Regions from separate parts of the Homo sapiens genome. Here region 1 is linked to region 2. Evidence: read pairs that join two places in POLR2A ChIA-PET (ENCODE). Cell type or tissue: GM12878. All regions are shown on one strand. Each heading gives the region's core, and the rest is flanking DNA. Links, peaks and the distances in the headings are about the cores only. Region 1 overlaps SCFD2 (sec1 family domain containing 2). Region 2 overlaps USP46 (ubiquitin specific peptidase 46).

Evidence for each region. Peaks named below come from ENCODE experiments on the same cell type or tissue, not always from the same donor. Only the 100,000 strongest peaks of a DNase experiment are listed, where the experiment ranks them.
Region 1: POLR2A ChIA-PET joins it to region 2 with 8 read pairs; 2 of 35 experiments call an interaction of 5 or more read pairs at or near these places.

What each region holds. Positions count from the first base shown.
Region 1 is chr4:53,312,032-53,317,420 of GRCh38, forward strand. SCFD2 (sec1 family domain containing 2) reads right to left here. Exons shown (of 9, transcript NM_152540.4): 3 at 1,605-1,732. Among named protein-coding and RNA genes, the nearest start is that of SCFD2, 51 kb to the right of the region's middle. In GM12878, for the core only: no CTCF peak of the experiment used is centred there; no DNase peak of the experiment used is centred there.
Region 2 is chr4:52,639,101-52,644,489 of GRCh38, forward strand. The region is part of intron 1 of USP46 (ubiquitin specific peptidase 46); the gene reads right to left. Among named protein-coding and RNA genes, the nearest start is that of USP46, 18 kb to the right of the region's middle. RefSeq lists a silencer at 506-736 and enhancers at 2,844-2,913, 2,924-3,113. In GM12878, for the core only: no CTCF peak of the experiment used is centred there; DNase peaks (open chromatin) are centred at 3,001 and 4,834; H3K4me3 peaks cover 2,338 bases; H3K27ac peaks cover 3,586 bases.

The sequences.
Region 1 (5,389 bases), core at 100-5,099, 670 kb after region 2:
AAAGGAAAGGAGAGAAGGGGATGGGAGATGGAGGGACAGAAGGAAGGAAGAAAGGAGGAAGAAAGGAAAGACAATTAATAGTCAAGTGCCAGGATATCTCAGTGCAGCAAATTTGAGACCCACTCTAAGGGTGAGGGACCAGGCTAGGGCATGTCTGTCTGCTAAATTGTTTTTAGTATGACAGTTCATTTATTAATTCAAAACTAGTAAAAGAGCTCTCACCCTTCAAAACCACTTCCGGCATTGGCTGTACAAATTAGGATGATTTTATAAATAAAGTGCATATTACGTGGCATCAAAATTCTTGGATTTGAATTCCAGTCCTACCACTTATCAGATATATGGCCTTGGGCAACTTATTTTTCTGTTTCAGTTTCCCTACCTGCAAAATGGGATACTAATAGTACCTGTTTCATAGAATTACTCTAAGAATGAAATAAGATAACACATATAAACAGTCCAAAGACCTAGCATACTGTAAGTTCTCAATAATGGTTAGTTATTTCACTTTTCTTATCATCATTATGTTCCTTGCAGCCCTCAAATATAGTTACCTAATACACTAAAAGTCATATTCTTTTCATGTTATAACCCTGTAACATTTTTCTTCCTAGATTCATCCATATTCTGCTACTTTCAAATTTTGTTCTATTTCAACTTAGTTTGATTTTTGCCCCCATGTGTAATCAAGAACTTGGCCTATGAATCTCAGCAAAGAAAAATTTTCCCATCCAATAAAATGTACTAATATTTACTGAATACCTAAGAACAGATTATAAGAGAGAAACCTTATTTTTAAAAGAGAAAAATAAAATTTTGCAAACTTCCAGAAACAAATTCTACCTATTAACCAGATTCAATATCCATATTTAAATATTTCTGTATCAATAAAATTATTTAATATTTTTTAAAACAAAAAAATTAAAAGCCAAATTTTTTTTCTAAAATCAACGCATTACTTCTGTGGTTCTCTGACTTTTTGATCAAAAGAAAAAAAGCCATTTAAAACTTAAATTCCATTGCAATCATATTCATCTAATACCAAAGACAAAGATGGATGTGAAAAAAAACAAGAAATAGAAAAATTAGGTATGTAATTCCTGGTGAAGAAGAAATAACGCTGATGTGACTTGACAATTAGGACTCTAAGGGTGAGGGACTAGGCCAGACCATGTCTGACTGCTCAATTCTTTTCTCAGTACCATTTCAGTCACTAATTCGAAAGTAATAAGAGAACTTTTACCCACCATAAGTGGGGTAATAGGGGAAGAATGGGGGAAAAAAGGGAGTAGGGTTGGAATAGAATTAAGGAGAGGTAGTCCAGACCAATTTTGACAGTTCTAAAATAGATCAATAAGAAACTAAAATAATTATTCTTTGTAAGCAAAAACTCTCCTAGAGAGTTCCCAAAGCTGAGTCTAAGAAAAGTGGTCATTGCTGAGCCCAAGGGCAGCGTGCACATATTCCTTCCCTATTCTTTCAACAGTATACAAAAGTCGTTACTACTTTGGCCTAGATTCCATGTTGGCTAGCTTGGCCCACAATTCAGAACAGGTTTAAATAAGCTTCCTCAGAGGCTGCCTGTGTCCTAGGTTTAGGCTTACCCATACTCATCTTGATTGGCAGGTTTTCTCTGCTTGCCGCTTCCACTAGATGTCTCCGAACTTCCATCACTGCCTCTTTGTGCTTAGTGTTCAGTAAAGCTTCCCATAGGGCTTTGGCTGTGGTGTCACTGCAGGAAAATCACAAAAAGAGCTTTAGAATAAATTTCTACTGGATACTGGAAAGGGTTGAAAGCAAAATACTTTTTAAAATATATTTTTGAGCATTAATGTAGTCTTTCCTACTGATAGACTCTAAGTATTAGGATTAAATAAAGAATGTCTAATTCACATAATTGGCAGAAAATATTGAGAAATTAAGGAAACAATAAAATCAAGTGAAAAAAAGGGAAGAAAAGCTGTACTGTGTGATGAGAAGTGTGGGAAAACTATGTGATAAATTTTTTCAAAGATTTTGCACTTAAATCTTTCAGAATTCAACTCAACATCACTAGAGTAATATAAATGTTATATAAGCCAAAATTAAATGCAAGTCTCAAAATGATTTATCAGTGATTATAAGCACTATATCAATTCGAGATTAAATACTTGTCCAAGAAACAAAGCAATCAGCAATGAGCATTTCATTCAAAAATTACTCAACAGACTTCCTAATTAGTAGGCTTCCTACTAAATGAAAATCAGGAATTATGCTAAGTAGCCATGGCCTGAAGTATCCCACTTTGGGCCTTAGGTTGGAAGGATGGTACTTACTAAAACCTTTACAATTAACCGTTGATAACAGCACGAAGCACTGCATTATATGCAAGGTCTCATCTGGGCTCACTTCTCCAATAGCCCTCTGTCTCACCCAACATGCTATGTCCAAATTATAAATGAGGGCAGTGTTCTTTCCGGAAGATCTCTGCCATGTAGCCAAGTATACACATTTGTAGTAACGTTTTAAAAACTGAATACAAAGAAACAAGGATGACTTCTGTCCCTTTCTAAAGACTTTTTCCTCCAATTAAAGCCCTACTCACTCTCCTACTATCCACTTAGTAATAGTTCAAAAATAAATACATTTTTAATTTAGTTTTAAAGTTACATCTATTAAGATTTTAATTTAGTTTTAAAGTTATACCTAATAAGACATATCTTCCAAATTTGAATTGGATATTGAATAATAGAATGATGTATTTTTACACTGAGTTTAATGCCTGACACATTATAATCTTTCATTGAATAGTTTTTATTATCATGTATCTTTCCATAATGAACTAATATTACTGCTCAACATACTCCACTTGTTTTAATCTGATCAAATCTGTCATCATTATAACTCTGCATCTAATATTCTTAAGTTTAATTTAAGTAAGCAGGTAAACTACATGCCAAGCCCTGTATTTGGTTGGGATACAGATTTTTAAAAAGCTTTGAATGGCATAGTTTAGAAGACAAGGCAGATACAAAAGCAAATAAATTACTAAAAAAGTGTGGTAATAAAAGCCATGGTCAATGCTTGCATAGGTGTTTATGCAAGCATAATCCTAGCTGGGAGGATAGGGACTGAAGGAATGATTTCTACTGGAAATGATGAGCAAGTACAAAGATACATAAGCTCTAAAAGCAGCCTGGGAAGAAGTTAAAACTCAATCTGGGAAGGAAAATGGCAAAAAAAAAAAAAAAAAGCCTTCAAGAAAGATATAAAATCTTGGTTACAAAACAAGAGAAAGAAGGACATTTCAGAATGCAAAAAATCCTAGGAACATGACCCTGAGGAGCACTGTTCTGTTGCATGCCAAGGTGCACGGGGAGGGGCAGTGGAAGGAGAGCATAAAAGAAGGTGCAGCCACACTCTGGGGGTTCTGCATTCCTTGCCAAGTCATGTCAACTTTGATATGTAGGTGACAGGAAGCCAAGGAGCATGTGATTGATTTCACACTTTGAGAAGAACAGCATAGCTCAGCAGTTATGAATACAGTCTTTATCATAATTCAAAAGGAGGTCTGTTTGCTATGAGGCTTTCAGAAAGTTACTTAATTTCTCTAAAGCTCTGCAGGCAATTGAAGAACCATGGAAGAATTCTGAGCATGGGAGTTACAATCCCAGTTTCCCAAACTTATGCTTCATAATTGTTCTCTAGTCTCAACAATATCTCTCCACAAAACACAGGGATTTCTCACATAAGTCTCAACGCAACCCAGAACTTTCAGAGTAGAATGTCACTACCCTCCTCTTTTCCATGAGAATATGTATCTGGCTAATTCATCTCTAAAATCACAGTAAGTTAGGTAACGTTGTGGTTGCCCCATCAGATTGGTGTAGTGGTTTATGGACTCCGCAGTCAGATAAATCTGGGTTCGAACTCCAACCATGCTCCTCCTCACCCACTCCAAATACATGGCCTCCTAGACCATTCTTCTCCCGTATTCCAAGCAGAGGAACACTCTTTCTACAAATCTCTCTCTCCCTCCAGGTATCTGCTAAAACATCACCTTATCAGAGAGGTCTCCCCTTACTGCCCTGCTTAAAAAAGTGACATTGCCTATCACAGCATCTTATGCTAGCACTCTGTTGTCTACTTACTGGGCTTTACTGTTCTACATAATTCTAATTACCAGCTGACTTATTATGTTTCCATGTTTATTTGTTGTCTGTCTCTCTCATAAAAGGTGGGGTCCTTCTATGAAGGCAGGGACTTTGTTTTACTCATTGCTAATTCTTCACTACCTAGAACAGTGCAGATCTCTGGTGGGTACACTCAGTAAATACTGAATAAATGATACTTGTTAATTGTGTAACTGTGCACATAATTAATGCTCTCTTTTTGGTATCTGTGGAGTTGGAAGTTATAATAGTGAATTCACAGGATTGTTGTAGGATTAAATAATATAATTCATTTAAAGCACTTTCCTGATTCACAATAAATGTAAGTTGTGTGGTGGTGGTTGTAGTTGTTACTAGTATTACTGTTGTTATAAGTGGTATTGTCTTATATTCATGGTCTTTAATTCACTATGTTCAGGAGTTTGTGATATATTGGATGAATTCACTTACTTAATTACACTGAGTATGCTTATTCATACAATCTTGATTAGTGCAGATGTACTAAAGTCACTTGAAGCTTGTACTATCTGGCTCTTGTCTATTAAAATATTTTAGAAGAAATACAAAGTTTCCATGATCTCTAACAGTGATACATACTCAGGTCATGTTTTCTTAAAAATTGTTTTGCTGATATAAACAATTCTGGGCCGGGCGCAGTGGCTCACACCTGTAATTCCAGCATTTTGGGAGGCCAAGGCAGGCAGATCACAAGGTCAGGAGTTTGAAACCAGCCTGACCAACATGGAGAAACCCCGCCCCTAATAAAATTCAGAAATTAACCGGGAGTGGTGGTGTGCGCCTATAATCCCAGCTACTCAGGAGGTTGAGGCAGGAGAATCGTTTGAACCCGGGAGGTAGAGGTTGCAGTGAGCCAAGATCATACCACTGCACTCCAGCCTAGGCAACAGAACGAGACTCCATGTCAAAAAAAAAAAAAAAAATTCTGAATGTCTAGATATGTGTGAGAGTTCCTAATGCCTGCTTCCTGTCCTAAACAGTTTTCTAAACACGTCATACTAACTTCACATTACACATGGTCATTTTAAGTTTATCAAGGGAACATTTACAAGTTAATTAAGGTTCTCTGAATAATTGGCACTGAAGAAGGTCAAAGTCATACTTACTGGTATTTTTTTTGTCTCCTGCACCCACTTCTTCACCAAGTCACTCTATTACTGCAATGTGGTAATTCACACACATACACCTATATCAGCATCTGAGTTGAGCATGGTAGTTAA
Region 2 (5,389 bases), core at 104-5,103:
TAATAAAAGAACACAGACATGATGGGGAATGTTTCATGAGATCATGATGATAATTGCTTAAAGATAAATTAAGCAGTAGCATCAAAGTTTTAAATGACCATATCCTTCAACCCTGCAATTTGACTTTTTTTATTCTACTATATTTTCACAGAAGTGGAAAAAGAGATAAAGGCTGTAAAAAGACCCAAATAATGTAAGTGTGGATTAAACAAGATGAAAATTTATTTTTCTCTCATGTAAGTATGCAAGAGGATGCAGCGTGGGCCTGATACAGCTGCTCTGCAGTGTTGAGGACTCGGGGTCCTTTTATCTTGTTGCACTGTCATCCTCAAGAGCCAGTTTCCATCTTTGGAACCAATATGGCTACTCTAGCTCCTACCACCAAATGCCTTCTGCCAGGGGGAAGCAGAAAAAAAAATGGGAAAGGACTGATCCTCCTCTAGGATGCTCCTGGAAGCTGCACACATTACTTTTGCTCACAATCCTGCTAGCTAGAATCTAATCTAGTCATATGGCCACACCTAGCTGCAAGGGAGTTTGGCAAAGGTGGTCTTTACCTGGGCAGCCACGACCAGGTAAAATGTCTCTAGAAATGAAAAGTGAATTTTTTTTTTCAGACAGGTTCTCACTCTGTCGCCCAGGCTGGAGTGCAGTGGTGCTAACAGGGTTCACTGCAGCGTCAACCTTTCAGGCTCAAGTGATCCTCCCACCTCAGCCCCATGAGTAGCTGGTACTACAGGCATATGCTACCATGCCTGGGTTTTTTTTTTTTTTTTTTTTTTTGGTAGAGTCAGGGTCTTGCCATGTTGTCCAGGCTGGTCTCGAAATTCCTGGGCTCAAACAATCCTTTCCCCTTGACCTCCTAAAGTGCTGGGATTACTGGTGTGAGCCATTGTGCCTGGCTGAAAAATGGATACTGAGGGGACAATCAGTAGTCATATCCCTGCAGCAAGCTTTCTAACAGGAAAAAAAAAATGGGAGTAACTTGAATTGGGTAAATAATTATAGTAATTCATATGATGGAATACCATGTAGCTAATTTAAAAAGTAAAGTTACCCTACAGGTACTGCTATGAAAATTTGCCTAAGATACAATGATAAGTAAAAACATGTTACAGAGTAATAACGTGTTGCATAGGACAATACTGTAAATGTGGTTCATTCCATCAACAGACACTGAGCCCTGCGACGTGCCTGGCTCTATTCTACATCTGAGGGACACAAGGTGAACAAGACCAGGCCACTGTATTCAACATCTACATTTAATGGAAATTTTTGAAAGAAGACTTGAGAGATTATAACAGTGGTCTTCAGCATCAGGGAGTAGGCCTAGAAGAAGAGGAGGTCAAGAAGTGGCTTTTCTTATTATCTTCTTAACTCTTCAAATTTTTACTATGAGCAATTATTATTTTTTATTAAAATTTTAGGCCAGGCTTATGGCTGTAATCCTAGCAGTTTGGGAGGCCAAGGTGAGCGGATCACTTGAGGTTGGGAGTTCGAGACCAGCCTGACCAACATGGAGAAACTCTGTCTCTACTTAAAAAAAAAATACAAAATTAGCCAGGCATGGTGGCACATGCCTGTAGTCCCAGCTACTCAGGAGACTGAGGCAGGGGAATTGCCTGAACCTGGGAGACAGAGGTTGCAATGAGCCAAGATCACGCCACGGCACTCCAGCCTAAGCAATAAGAGCAAAACTCCATCTCAAAAAAAAAAAAAAAAATTAACAAATTTTTAAAAATATAATGAAAGTTTAGTAAACAAATGTCCTGCAAACCAGTTGCCTAAGGCCCTCGGCAAATACCTCAGAGCTGTATTTGGCCATTTTTTTTTTTTTACCACTATGAAATGCCTTTGATTTCAGTCACTTTACCTCTCTGTGGCCTTAACTTCCTGGCTGAGAGGCTGGGCTGTTGATATCCAGCCTGACTATTCCTCAGGGCAGCAGAGAGAATGAAGCAAAACTGGGAATGTTATCAGCACTGTATAAATTGTAAAGTATGTTACAAACCCAAGAGATTGCACTTCTATTGCTAGCACCCTGCACAAGACACAAAAGGCAATGAGGGGAACTGAAAAATAATTGTTATATGACCAGATGGTGAACAAAGTACCGATCTTGGGGGGTAAATCACAGGGTCGGGAAGCATAAGAAACATAGGGTTCTTATTTCCATCAGTAAAAAACGTAGTAACCTTTGAAAAACAGTGCAGCCAACTTTATTAAAAATAGCATCTGAGCTGGGACAAGTTCCAACAAGACTATAATGTTAGCTCCTCAAAGCACCTCTGAAAGCAATTCTATGACTGCCAAGGGGTGCTACCAAAACACAAACAACAATAACAAAATCCCAGGAAGGATGATTCATAAATGCATAAGACGGATAAAGAAAGAAATGTTTTGAAGCAATTTACAAGGAAAACAAGTTAGAATTTCTTCCTTGGTCGAGGGGTAAAGGATGAAGACGGCCTTGCCCAGAAGGAGGAAATAATCAAAACAATGGCATTAAAAGGTCTGGAAAAACCAATGAGAACACTGTCAAAATATGGAAGAGCCTAAAACAAAAACACAGGGACCAGGAAGCATCCTTGGAGAAGAGCCAGACCATGCCACAGATTAAAAAACGAAGGCCCAGAGAAGTAAACTTACTTGCCCAAGATCTTTCTAAGGCACCTCATTTATCTGCATCCTAGGACATGCAGCCTTTCTTTCAAGTTTGTACAAGGAAGGGACACAAGAAAGGCCAAAGATAACATGTAAGGATTTCTAAGTACATAGAGAATAAGTCATTAATTATAGACCATAAATTAAAGTGGATGACAGAAGAGGTGAACATTGCTGCTAAACCCACATTTGTAGATCTATCGTTCAAAAGGCTACTCTACTTATCAACTATACTTTCAAAGTACAAAGCACATAAAGGACCTATTTTCAAAAGGACTAGTGTCCCCAGAATTCTGATGACAAAGATCATTCCTATAGTCTTATGAAGAAAGTGAAGCAAAAATGAAGTGACTCAGCCCAAGATCTCAGGATGAGTCAGAAGACACCTGACAGAATTCAAGGGTGATTACAGAGGAATTATGGCTACCGATGCCTCTGATGTAATTAATAATAATAGAGAACTCATAAATAGCATAGACTGTGTACAGTTACTGTTCTAGGGATTTTACTTGTATTTCATTCATTTTCATCTTCATAATAACTCTATGAGGCAGACACTGCTACTGGCCTTATTTTAAAGATAAGAAAACTGAGAGGGCAGGGAACTATTCAAGTTCACACAGCTACTAAGTACTGGAATTGGGTTTGAACTTGAACAATCTGGCTCCAGTGTGTGTGCCCCTAACTACTACATAATATTGACTCTCAGGGAGGCAGAGTCTCCTTGGAACCACAGAACTGAAAGAACTGAAGAAACCGAAGAGGTCACAAAGTTGTTGGGAGAACCCCCTTCCTTCTGAAGCACCCCTTGAAATTTTCTAGAATGAGAACACACAAGTCCTTTTCCATGGAATCTCTACAGAGTACTGGCAACTTGTTTAGAGAAAACATAAAATTGAGGTTGGGAGTCAGAGGAGACATGAGATGTAGTTAAGAGGAAAGCAGATTTTTTTTCAAAATCACTTCAAAGACTGTGGACCTTTTATCTAGCCAAAGAATAAAAACAAATAATGTCAACTTTTAAAATGCTAAAAGAGAAAACCGTACCAAAAAGCAAATTTGAGTTCTAGAGAGTAAACCATTCTACACCTAATAATGAAATAATGTGCAATCTTTACTAAATACTTGGATAGATACTGACAATAATATAACAAAAACAATGGAAAAGGGAGAGAAAGAAAGTGCATATGCAGAACAAAATGTGTTAATATATTAATGTAGCTTATCTCTTGGTAACATAGCTTATCTCTTGGATTATTGCAGGGAGAGGGTAGGGGAGGAGAAAACTGGCGATGAATTAAATAGAGGAACGAAATTATTTATTTTAATCCAAAGAAAGCTGCAGAATATCTGTTATGCCTTTAAAAGATACGAACCCACAGACCAGCCTGGAGCACCCTCCATCTCCTCCTCTGGCTGCCTCTCCTCATCATTTGGTTTCAATGTCACTTCTTCAAAGCTACCTTCCCTGACCCTTCCCACTCATAGAATCCTGTCTGTTCCTCCACAGCCCTTAGCACAATCTGTAACATCATAATTGTAATTATTTAACAACTGTCTTCCCACTAGACCACAGGTCTGCAAATTACAGCCTATGGGCAGAATATGACCCACCAATTGTTGTCATAAATAAAGTTTTACTGCAACACAGCCATGATCATTCATTTACTTATGGCAACTACTTTCACAATATTAACAGCAGAATTGCGTAGCTGTGATAGAGACACTACGGCCCACAAAGTCTAAAGCATTTACTGTCCAGACATTTACAGAAAAGCTTACCAACCCCTGTACTATGCCATAAGCTTTATAAGGGCAGCAATTAGGTCTGATTCATTTGCCAGCACCTAGTAGAATGTCTGGTTGTATAGAAGGCACTTGATAAATTTGCTCACTGAATAAACTTGGGAAGCAGGGGAAAAGTTAGCAGTAGGTGCCACTCATTCAGAGAACTTCACATCTACATATTCATTTAATCTTGCCTGCCACCCCAAGGCAGATTACTCTTAATATCCCCATTCTACACATGAAAAAAATGTAGGGAACCTGCCCAAGCTCACTCAGCCAATAAGAGCAGATCTGGGATTCAAACCTATGTAAATTCGGTTCCTGAGTCTGAGCTCTGGACCACAAGCCAGGAGAGGAGATATTTTCATTCACATTTTCAGTAATTCTTTAGCTACAGATGTAAGGCTTGGGCAGCCAGCCAGGAACTGTCTCTGAGTATGTCCACTTTGGCTGCTGGCTGTCACACATTACCTAACCACCGGGCACTTACCCAGAGTGGCTACGAATGCCTGACCTGTTTAGTTAGCAACATATCACCACGGAGCCCCTGTCCCACTGAGCAATACTGAATGTGACTCTCTCTGCCAAATAAATCACTGATGGGGACTCATTATCCCCATGTCATAGCTGAAGGAAATGAGGTTAACTAACTTGCCAAGGTCAAGTGTTAGCATGAGGCAGAGGTAAGTGGTGAACCTATGATCTTAACACCATTATTCCACAACCCTGGCTCCTGTTTCAACAGCCCACTCCTCTCCAGGCTTCAACAGGGAAAGCAATCATGAACAAGAAGGCAGTCAAGGGGCATTTTCATCCCACAGCATGACAACATGTCACTTCTATGTCTTATGTCAGAAGTCCCCAACCCCCAGGTACAGTTCTGTGACCTGTTAGGAACCAAGCGGCACAGCAGGTGAGCAGGCATTACCACCTGAGC